Regions from separate parts of the Mus musculus genome. Here region 2 is linked to region 1. A link is a contact called in ENCODE Hi-C or POLR2A ChIA-PET data. All regions are on one chromosome and are shown on one strand. The core of a region is the stretch at or near the end of the contact, and the rest is flanking DNA. Distances in the headings are between cores, read along the strand shown. Region 1 overlaps Fyn (Fyn proto-oncogene). Region 2 overlaps Fyn (Fyn proto-oncogene).

Region 1 (5,051 bases), core at 145-2,644:
CAAATCTACAACTCAGGATGGGACACCCATCAGAGATGCTGATATCTCTATTAGAATGAGTTCTTAAAGTTTTATTTTTTTTTAATTCTCTCTGTGTGTGTGTGTGTGTGTGTGTGTGTGTGTCTGTTTGTCTGTCTATTCTTGGAGGCTGGGGCTGCAGCTGGTTGTCAGCTCACCAAGAAGGATGTTAGTAACAGAACTTGGGGCCTCAGGAAGAGCAAAGAAACATTTAACCACTGAGCCATCTTTCTAACCCTATCAGGATGGTTTCCGGTTGGTAAGATTTGATAAAAGTCTATGGCCAGAGCATCTTACCGGACTCATCTTTCTCTCAAAGAGAAGGGTCTCATTTTCCTGTGCTGGGCAGGTACAGGGGACTGATTAGCCACTCCATGGCGTGTCAGCGAACCTGTTCCAGGAACAGCACGCTGTGCTGAGTTCTGGTGCATAGCGCAACATCACCCCATCTGCAGAACAGCCGCCTGAACCCCATGTCTAGAGTTCCCAGTGAAGCAGCAGTGAGGACTTAGATGCCTTCAACCCAATCATGAGTGTGCAACTGGCTCCACTTGTGTTCATTGCTCACCTAGCCCTGCCTCTCAGCATGGTGCTATAGGTGCTGTGGCAGCAGAGCCTTGTCTTTCACAGGCTCTGAAGGCTAACTGGCATCCCCACGCCACTCCCTATCAACAATGCCTCTAATTCTTCCGAGGACAACAAACACTCCCACACATTACAAATGCCCTGCCTTACACAGGCAAATTCAGGAGCCTCCGACTTTGCCTGGTGACTTGACTCCATCATCTAAGAACTAGCTTGGGAGGATCAAATGCATTGCAACCCTTTATAAACTTTGGAGGAGCAGCCCGAGTGACATCTGGATACGCAGCCTCCCCAGCACAGCTGAGACAGGGCTGGCCACTTGTGTCCCGGTCTTTTCTAACATACATGACAGCTTCTGACTCTGAAAATACTTCCCCTAAGTCAGTGAGCAGTTGGGGCTTCTACACGTCGCTACAGATTAAAGCCACACTGTGGCGTGAGTGCTGGAGTGAGGGCAGATGGCAAAGCCATGGGCAGGTCCTGGAGCAGCTTCACGGAAACTGGTTCAGGATGCAGCCAAAACTGTCCTGGAGAGAAAATGGCACCTGTCTTGTGAGCAAGTGATAAAAAGATGGCCATGGTGGCCTCGGCTATCAGGATTACACAACAAGGCAGAAGATGGCCCGCCCCTCCCGTATACAGGCTGGGCTTCAAACTTTAGACATCTCCTTACACATCTGAAAGGGAACCTTGGAGGCTGTGCCAGACCACCACACACAACAGTCTCTTGAAGTGTAAGCTGCGAGCCAAAGCTGAGGCGGGGCAGGGATTCTCCGTTCCGTGCCTCCAACCTTCTACAGAGCCTCTTAGCAGGACATATCCACCGAGAGACAAGCTGGCCCTGGTCCCTTTCCAGAAACTCCTCTGATAAAAGGCTGCCCCCACCCTCCTCAGGGTTCATGCTTGCTCTCCTCTGGCCTTCATGACTCAGGATGTAAGTGAAGCGCCTCTGTCCTCAGGACTGGTCAGTGCTTGGGGCTGCAGAGCTTTGTCTGCATGTCTCTGCTTCTCCACACCATTTAAATGACAAGCTGATTTCCTTATGCAATGTGGTTTCTCCCTTTATCAATCATTTTTAATTAGGCCTGGAAAATGCTGACTGGGCAGAAATACCCAGCTTCTCCTTTAAGGCTGGGAACCTTCTGTACAGGCAGAGCAATGAGGCCACGAAAGGCTGTGGACAGGAGGCGGAGCTCATCAGAGTCATGTGTCTAGAAGAAGAGAGAAAGCAGATGCTCACTGCAGATCACAGGCCACCAGGGCAGGACAATGATGTTCTGGTGTGACCCATGGCAGGGGTCTGGACCTGAAGCCATACAGACACTTGTCCCATGTAAAGCACAGTGTCTTTTACAGCCTCTCTCAACCATTTATCTTGGACACTTCTGTACACTGCTCCAAGATCTCTTCATCTTAAAGACAAGAACTGACAACAAAGAGTCCCCACATCCCTGGGCCTGGCCATCTGAAGCAAGGCTTTCTTGTCTGCCTTTGTTGAACACATTTCCACCTCATTCATGAGAGAGCAAAAAATACAAGAAAGGAATCAAGGATCATAAAGGCGAAAGAACATCACAGCAGAGCTTTCGTAAGAACATATTTATGTCCTCAGCATATGCCACGCCCTTTCTGGCCTGGAAGCTGGGTGAGTGTAACCTAAAATACACCACACAAAAAGCACAGTTACCCTCCCAAAATAGGCCCATAATTAAGTAAAGTCTTTTCAAGAGAATTGTTCTGCATCACAGTTTGACATATGTTGCTTTAATCTCCCAGCTTCAGCAAATGCAGCCATATTGGGCTACAGAAGTGCTTAGCAATCCACACTTAAGCCAGACTGTGGTGTCATGGCAAGTGGGTACAAATAAACAGCCCCGTGTCTCAAAATACTTGATCTCAATCAACTGTACCGAGACCTGTCCCCTCTCTCAGCACACCTTCATCCCCCAGAATCACTATCCATCCTTGACTCAAAATGAAGGACCAGCCCAGATGGCGACACCATTTCAACTAAAGACAAACTCAGCTGAGGAAGCTGGGGCCTGCAGCAGGAGACTGCCTCTTCTCTGCAGATGCTGAGGCCTGGCTGTGAGAACCTCTCTTCTCTTGTGGCCCATCATTCAGAAGGATCTGTCTGTCTGAATTCATTTACATCTGCTTTTCTTGGAGCCAGGGGTAATGAAGGAGGCTGGTTCTTGAGAGCCATCTCAGGCCTGTGTATTCTGAGCCCTTTTCAGGTGTATGTGTGTGTAGTTAGATATTAAAGTATTGTAAAATCTAAACTCTCAAAACAGGCACTTTCAGTATTTTTACTGGCTCTATCATCAGTTTCTCAGTTTCAGTACCACTGACATCTGAGGTCATTTGTGGGGTGTGTGCACATGTGTAGTTCTAATACTGCAGGGCATTTAGCAGCATCCTTGACATCACCAAACACCGCCTGGAAGGCGCACTGACCTCAGATGAGAACCACTGTTTTTATTCCTCATTGCATTTATCTTTCACGATGATATGGCCTAAAGGAGAGGGAGAATCTTGGCCATCTCAAAATATTCACAAGCTGTAGCTTTAAGAGTCTTACATTTCTTGAGTCATAACGAGGAATGAGAATCTGGGAAACGCTTGCGCCTCAGAGATTCGTCCACAGCAGTCTGCCCACGGCCTCAGCTGAGAGTGCCAAGACTGTTTCACCCGGACGGGGAAGGTGGATTTGCTACGCTGCCCTCCTTTCTCCATTCTCAGAAGCCCACAAAACAGACCACCTGCATGACCCATCAGTGGGCTCAGTCCTGAGAGTGATGGGTGGGACGGAGTTTAGGGCTAGGTGTCTACTAACATCTACACAGCAAGGCATTCCAGCCAGATCCTGACAGGCGTAGTGCTTCAGTGCTGGGCAGGTGCACAGGGAGGAACTGTAAGGCAGGAGCCTCTGCTAAGAGCTTCATGGGATGGGGTGTGACATGGACATAACAAGAGGGAAGGAAGACGGGGGGCGGGGGGTTGTTTAGTTCAGAGGACAGGGGGTGACAGAAGGAGGAGATCATCTAAACATGGTAGACAAGTGTGTGGGACACCAACATAACCTATCTAAGATCGGCAGGTGGCGTAGTGGGCACTTAAGCATTTGTCACATTACCTCCGTGTGACAGGCACTGTGGGACTCAGCCTAAGTCCCCATCCCACATGCAGTTCACTCTCCACCATCACACTTTAACAAGCTGAGATAACTGTCTTCTACAACTCACTCTTTCCATCTTTCATTCCCACAGAAGAAAACCCAGTCTCCTTACAGTACAGTTCTGTGGGTTTCCACAAAAGCCCACAGTTGTAGAAATAACACCACGATTAAGATATGGAACAATTTGGTCACTCTTCTCAAACAATTTCCTAGTGTCCCCTAATTGTTTATTATGTTATTTTCTATTAAGACAAACCATCTGGGCTCAGCACAATGAGTCAATGCATGTACACAGTGTCTGACAATCAAATCAGAATGAGCATTCTCACCTCCCAAAAGTAAGTATTGCTACAGGCTTGGGACCGTTATATCCCTAGTTATTTCTGAAATAAATCCTGTATTGTACTAATTAAACTTGCCGAGTGGGCTATTCCCTCCAGTGGCAATGTTAGACCTCCCAGTGAGCTGCCCGGGCAAGTTCCTCTTTATCTCTGAGAAGACTTGAAGCCTCTGGTTAAAATGTTGCTGAAGACACTTTCTGGCTCTTTAGAGATTATTGTAGAGACCTCCTGAGGCCACGTCCATGTCCTTGTCCCACAGATGAGACATGTGGCTTTAATATCAGCACTCTGTACAGCAGCAACAAGGCTGGTTCTCTCCCAAACACAGGTAAGCCAAACTGTTAGTTCAATAATCGATGTCGGCAAAGGCACATAACCACGGCACGTAACCACGGTAAAATCAAAAGGAAGGGTTGGAAATAAAAGCCCATATGAGCCAAACATATCGTGCACCTCGCTCTGTCCCTTCTCACTGACATGAATGAAAATAGTATCAGAACTTAACCAAAAGCTGGAAGGATGTGACCTCACTCGACTGTAACCGTGGCAGGAAGGTAGGCTGAGCTAGCAGTGCTTGTCTGACAGTGGCTTCCTTGGGTTCTAGAAGGAGGCCCAAGTAACAGCCGCTCTCCCTTACCTCCTCCCATGCCCCATCTCCGGGCTCATTATGGAGAAAATGACAGAGAAGCTGCTGTGGTAGCTAGTCACTGGGAAGTGACATGTCCCATTTCTCAAGTCTTCCTGCTGAAAACATGCACCTTCTGAGTGGCTTATCTTCAGAGGCAAATGTCCCCAACAAGGAGTCTGTCGGAAAACATGGCTGCTGTGGAGCACCTACTGTGCACCAGCATGACTCGGCTCACTAAAGGCCTCCGTTTACAGAAGAGCTCGAGACTCTGAGGGTTATTGTAAAGCAACAATGAGTACAG
Region 2 (5,609 bases), core at 2,119-4,618, 43 kb before region 1:
AGTTTCCTTGGTATAAAAATGAGCTCTCCTATTGCATTTAAGACATGATTCACTTTACAGGCAAATTAACTCATGAAGTGAAGTGTTCGTATAATCTGCCCCACCCCCAACCAAACACAAAAGACGTATGTACTTGTGGTAGAATGCTGTGAAGGAAAGCCCCTACCAAACGCTCCTTCTGACACCCTGCAGTCTCTCAGGTGAGAAGGCCACGGGACAGGGGAGTGTGCACAACGCAGACACTGACCACATGCAGTGGCCAGAAGACTGGACCTGCTACGCATCAAATCAAAGCTTTACTTCACAAACAGCAAGTGTCTGGATCATCCATGTGTGTGGTCACTGCAAAGGCTCTGAGGGGACGAGGATGGATCCTGTCCCACCCTGACAGCAATGGATGAAACCAATCACTCATAGAACACCATGGCACAGCAGAAAAGAGGCGCATTCCCGGCACCTGGAATCAGCTCTGTCGATGCTTGTGTAGATAACCCCTAGGCTGAGAAACTGCAGTCTTTTCCTTTTTCCCACCCCACCCCCCTCACTGCGCCTGGAGCTCTGAAGGCTTAATGGAAGGGAGACAGAAGCGTGAGCCCCCGAGAGTGAGCATTCACACTGCTGTCAGCCAGCCAGCCACTGGATGGGCTCCCAAACCTAAATGGCCAAATGAAGTTTTAACAGGGAATCATGGAAGGGCTCCAGGGAGAGGGAGAGATGCTTCTTGCGCCCAGTTTGCTTTGGATCTCTGAGTCGACAGAAGAGAGAGAGAAGGTGCTGATGCAAATGAGAGTATTAGCCCTGTTTGTACGAAGGGATTCTGGAGAGGCAGGGCACACCTTCCCCAACTCTTCCAGACCACAGAAGAGTGTGGCACAGTTGGTTTTTATAAAGGAGCCATTACTGCCATTTAATTCCAGAACACATTCTTCATCCTCAAAGAAACCCCTGTGCTCTAAGCAGCCACTTGCCAATGACCCCTATCTTCCCTGACGCCCATCTAACCTACCTAGGTCTCTGTGGGTTTGCCTAATCCAGATATTTGGTATGGATTTAATCACATGATACACAACCTTGGTTTCGTTCTATTTTTCATCAGGGCACAACGCATTTAAGATTCATCTGCAGTGTAGTAATATAGCATTGTATTAAAGTTATCATTACATTAATCACTAAATATCTGTCACTGTATGACTATATCATAAGGTGCTCATCCATTTAGAAATCATGAATATCCTGGATACTTCCTCCTTTGAATAATTCTGTTATCCACATTTATGTACAAGTTTATTTTGTAGATAGATATTTTAAAAAATGGATTTATATAGATAAGACAAACCAACTAGGCAGGAAATGAGGGAACACTATTGGTAGCACCTTCCTCTCCCCCCACACCACTGAAGCTTTAGGGGAAACACCAGTTTCCACAAGTAATCAGGGAAACACTTAGATTAGTAAGTGATTTAATTAGTAACTAAATTCACAGATGAATCCTCTACCCAACAGTGACAGAGGGTCCCTTGAAATGAGTTTGCTCCTACAGTACTGTGGGGACTTCTGGTAAACCAAACTGGTAATGTCAACAAGGGGCCTAAGACAGGCTTGCCTTTGGGCCTGTGAGTATGTGCTAAGTGAGGTTTTATAAAATGCTGTTCATCACTTTGGAAATTAGAAAACATGCAAGTGTTTAATGAGAGGTGGTGAATTTATAAGGTATGTCTACGACAGAATGGTAAGCAGAGGAGAAAACAGACACGGTGAGTACTCTGAAGCAGTGCGCTGTGTCAAGGCAGCACTGGGCCATTCCAGCTACAAAATGGATGCCTGCGATGCGCTTTAGGGGGACAGGCTGAATCACCGCAGGCGCGTGACAGAGACTGCACTGTGAGAATGCACCATGTTGATGAGTTCAAGTTCCCTTGTTTCAGTTCTCAACTGAATTTGTATGTAAGTTGAAACAATCACATAGTAATAAAGCATAAAACTGGAGATGGGAGGGGAGCACATTAAGAGGCAACTTCTGGAAGGCACAATAGCTAACCAGTCAAGAGCAGTGAGCGTGCTTTCTACTCCTTGCTGGGTGCTGAGGGGTTGTGCAGCAAGCAGGCAGTGAGAACACACAGAGAGAGCTGCAGAAACCTTACTGTGGCAAGGGAAGCAGAGGCACTGATGTCAAACCTGAGGACGCAATGGGTGATCACGCCAGACCTGGGCATGAAAAGGTCAGCTTAGGAACTTTGGGAAGGTCATGAAACACCTGACCCTCCGGAAGGGAGAGGCTAATTACCATTTCTCAGACCACATGGCAGGATCGGACCTGCCGGTGGGGACACATTCCACAGTACTGACTGTTGCCACCTTCAGACAAGGAAAGTCTTTGTCACCTCATTCCCTAAAGACCAATCAGTTTAAAGGGTGCACTATTCCACCAATCTTATTGTGCCTAGTTGCTGATGCTCTATTCTGCCCCTGGAAACCATATAAGAACTCGCTGGGATATTGGGAGTAGCCACCACTCCTTCGGGTCTGGGATGGCCCCAGTGCACTGGAGCAATAAATTCCTCTTGCTTTTTGCATCGATCCCGGCTTCACGTGGTTCACTCAGGGGGTCCCAGGTAAGCTAAGGCTCCCCAGAGTCTTACAGGCAGACAAGGTGGGGGCAATGAATATGCTTCAGTTCTAAGTCCTATATGCTTGGAGACCCTAACCATGTAGGAATGACAATCCTTAATTAAGCAGGCTCTTCCTGGAACTGAGGGCTTGGACTGGGCTGAGCTGTGTACTGGCCAGCCCTAGGGAAGGGAGGTCTAACCAGCACTCACTCTCTGGATGCTGCTGGTTGTAGAGGCAGGGGGATTTGTCCTTATGCTTGTTGTTTTCACCCTTTCCAGCTGACACAGCTTTGACTTTTCTTTTTTCTTTTTCTTTTTTTTTTTTTTTTTTTTTTTGAGACAGGGTTTCTCTGTGTAGCCCTGGAACTCACTCTGTACACCAGGCTGGCTTCGAACTCAGAAATCCACCTACCTCTGCCTCCCAAGTGTTGGGATTAAAGGCTTGCACCACCACTGCCCAGCTAGCTTTGACTTTTGAGCTAGTTTTCCTGAATCCCGGTGGAGCACAGGAGGGAGCAGCCCCACTTTATACAACTTAGCACTCTTCTGAAACACTAAGGTCTGCTGGATACATCACTTCTCACTGCCCATATCCAGTCAGGCTTGTTTCCCCCACTCTGCACATGCTCTGTAGAACCACGGGCTTCTAGTCGCAAACTAGCACAAGCAGGAAAGCCAGTGTCACATCTGCGGCTCAGTCGCAAAGCCTGGCTCTCTGGCCTCCTCTGTTTTAGTAACAGTTGTAGCGGGACTGGCGGTGGGCCAGGAGTCACAGTGTCACCTGGCATAGGCACAAGCAAACACACTAGAACAAAGCGGCTGCCTGAACAGGCATCGCCAATGTCCTTTCTATAGGTAGGAGGAGGATGAGAGCCCAGGAGGTTCCTTCTCAGGCAGGACAAAACCTCACTCCGCAGATCCCCCCAGTCAGCATGGGGGTTCCTGGACAGATGATTCTGCATGAGCCCCAGCCTTTCAGAAAACAGGGGGTTCTTTCTCTTCCTTTAATTCAGTAGCACTAGTCACGAAGATCCAGCTCTCACAGAAGCAGATGGCCGGAGGGTGGGATGGCTCAGTGAGTAAGGATGCCTACTGCAAAGCCCACAGGTCTGAGTTTGATTCCTGCTAGAGGGGAGAACTGATGGCTCCCAAGTTGTCTGACCTCCACTCTTCCATGCCACGCCTTGCATGGAAGCTTTGCCCGGGCACACACACAGATTAAGTAAAAGTGTAATAAAAAAAAAAAAAAACAAAACAAAACATGAAAAGCGCATCGAAAGGAGCAAGCTTGGGACAGTGGGCGTGGCATCCCCATCGCTTGCCCCTTTGCTCGGAAGCACGGTTGTGGAAACAGCCACAGCAGAATCTGCCAGCCGCCATCTGCATTGCAAGTCTGAAGTGAGGCAGGCGTCTCCTCTGAAGAATGACAGGGAGCCCTGTGTCTCCCAACCACTGGGACTGCGTGTTGGCACTTCCTCCAAGCTACAAGGAACGCAGGAGCACAGCAGCAGCCTCTGCATCCAGCAGTGATTTAGGATTTCAAAGCTGCAGCAGCAGATTGGTGTGAATGTTGATAAACCAGGCAGTTGGGAAACACACTCAGCTTGAATTCCTGGGCTTCTAAGAGCAAAGAGCAGTGACAAAGGAGGCAGAGAGGCAACGCCAGCCAGCCTCCTCCCTCCTCTTCATGGTACAGAGTCTGAGAGGGAGGAAGGGGGTGGGGGTCTCTGCCTTCCTTGAGTTTCCTTCCTGCTGAGGAGCCTGGCTATGCAATCCTTTGGTCTTTCATAAGAGGTCAGCATTTAGGATTGCCCAGTGCCCAAGACCCAGGGGAAATGAAAGGAGGGAGAGAAGAACATGGAGCCACCTGCAGGCAGCCAGCACTGGTTCCCAGCAGCCCTTGGAGAAGAGCATCTGAGGTGACAAACTGGCTACTCTGAGGAAGGAGCTGCTACCGCCTCTGCTAACGCACTGAAGGCATGACTGAAGCCTGACCTTGTCAGTTAAAAAAACCTAAGTCAATCAAAAAAGGCGGCACACGTGTTTTATGAGCCACCATACATTTATATACACTATTAACTGAAAATAAATGCATGCTAAGGTAACCTAACAGTGACATTTACTCATGTATATTACTATTATTAATATTTTTATTATTACTATCATCAGTGTTGTATCAGAGAATTAGGAGCTTGGAGAATTCTGCTCGCAGTAGGCCTGAAAGAATTCAGTTTTGGGATGAGCACGGTGGTGCACGTCTGATCCCAGCACTCTAGAGGCCAAGGCAGCTGAACCTCCGTGAATCCTGCGGCCAGTTTAGTCTACATTGCAAGTTTCAAGACAATCAGGGCTACATAATAGAGAAAGCCTGTCTTAAAAAAACAAAAACAAAACTTTAAAAAAATCTCCCCCAAAATAGTTTTGACAATCCTAAGGCCCAAATTCATCTCTGATAATAATTGGAGTCACAGAAGAGGCCAGGAGAAGGGGTGTGGCACACTGCCCCTCATCCCACTAGACAGCCACAGTGGCGGTTTCCAGTGGGCCTATGACCGTACAGCTGAAGACCACACCTTGAGATTTTCTTCTATCCAGCTGTTTCCATGTCATTTCACCTGTGGGCTGACAGCAAATGGCTGTGAAAACCCGAGGGTCTTTATCTTTTAGATGACGTCTCCCTTCTTGCATCCTGTGGCATAGAAGGAGCATGCAGTGTGGTGGAAACCAGCTTCAACAGAGAGATAACTGGCTAAGGAATGGTGTGGCATCATGACAACAAGAACCTTGGAAGGCATCATTCACCCTAACTCATCAGCTTTAACCTTCAGGCAAGAGAAGCATGGACATCTGTCACGTGTGAGCCCTTACATGGAAGAGGGAAAGGTGTAAGGGGCATGGTCATTCTGTTATGACAACCTGGACTTAAAGGAATAGGAGGAAGTGATTATAACACAGAAATGAAGCCTGGATCCCTGGGGCACATGTCCATGTCCCTTTACC

What was found. A loop is a pair of places that touch in the nucleus more often than their neighbours do. ChIA-PET counts read pairs that join two places held with the same protein, here RNA polymerase II (POLR2A).
Region 2: a map of heart shows a loop between it and region 1 (2.3-fold over the local background). The contact joins two enhancer-like sites. A Hi-C loop is called at or near these places in 5 of 37 maps with a recorded cell type or tissue (T-helper 1 cell, adrenal gland and heart). POLR2A ChIA-PET finds 5 or more read pairs at or near these places in 3 of 5 experiments (all embryonic stem cell).

Annotation. Positions count from the first base shown.
Region 1 is chr10:39,455,672-39,460,722 of GRCm38, reverse strand. The region is part of intron 3 of Fyn (Fyn proto-oncogene); the gene reads right to left. Among named protein-coding and RNA genes, the nearest start is that of Fyn, 88 kb to the right of the region's middle. Within about 2 kb of position 1,394, at least 2 of the 3 ENCODE cell types and tissues checked have a DNase peak (open chromatin) inside an H3K27ac peak, as active enhancers do.
Region 2 is chr10:39,500,207-39,505,815 of GRCm38, reverse strand. The region is part of intron 3 of Fyn (Fyn proto-oncogene); the gene reads right to left. Among named protein-coding and RNA genes, the nearest start is that of Gm40627, 87 kb to the left of the region's middle. Within about 2 kb of position 3,368, at least 1 of the 3 ENCODE cell types and tissues checked has a DNase peak (open chromatin) inside an H3K27ac peak, as active enhancers do.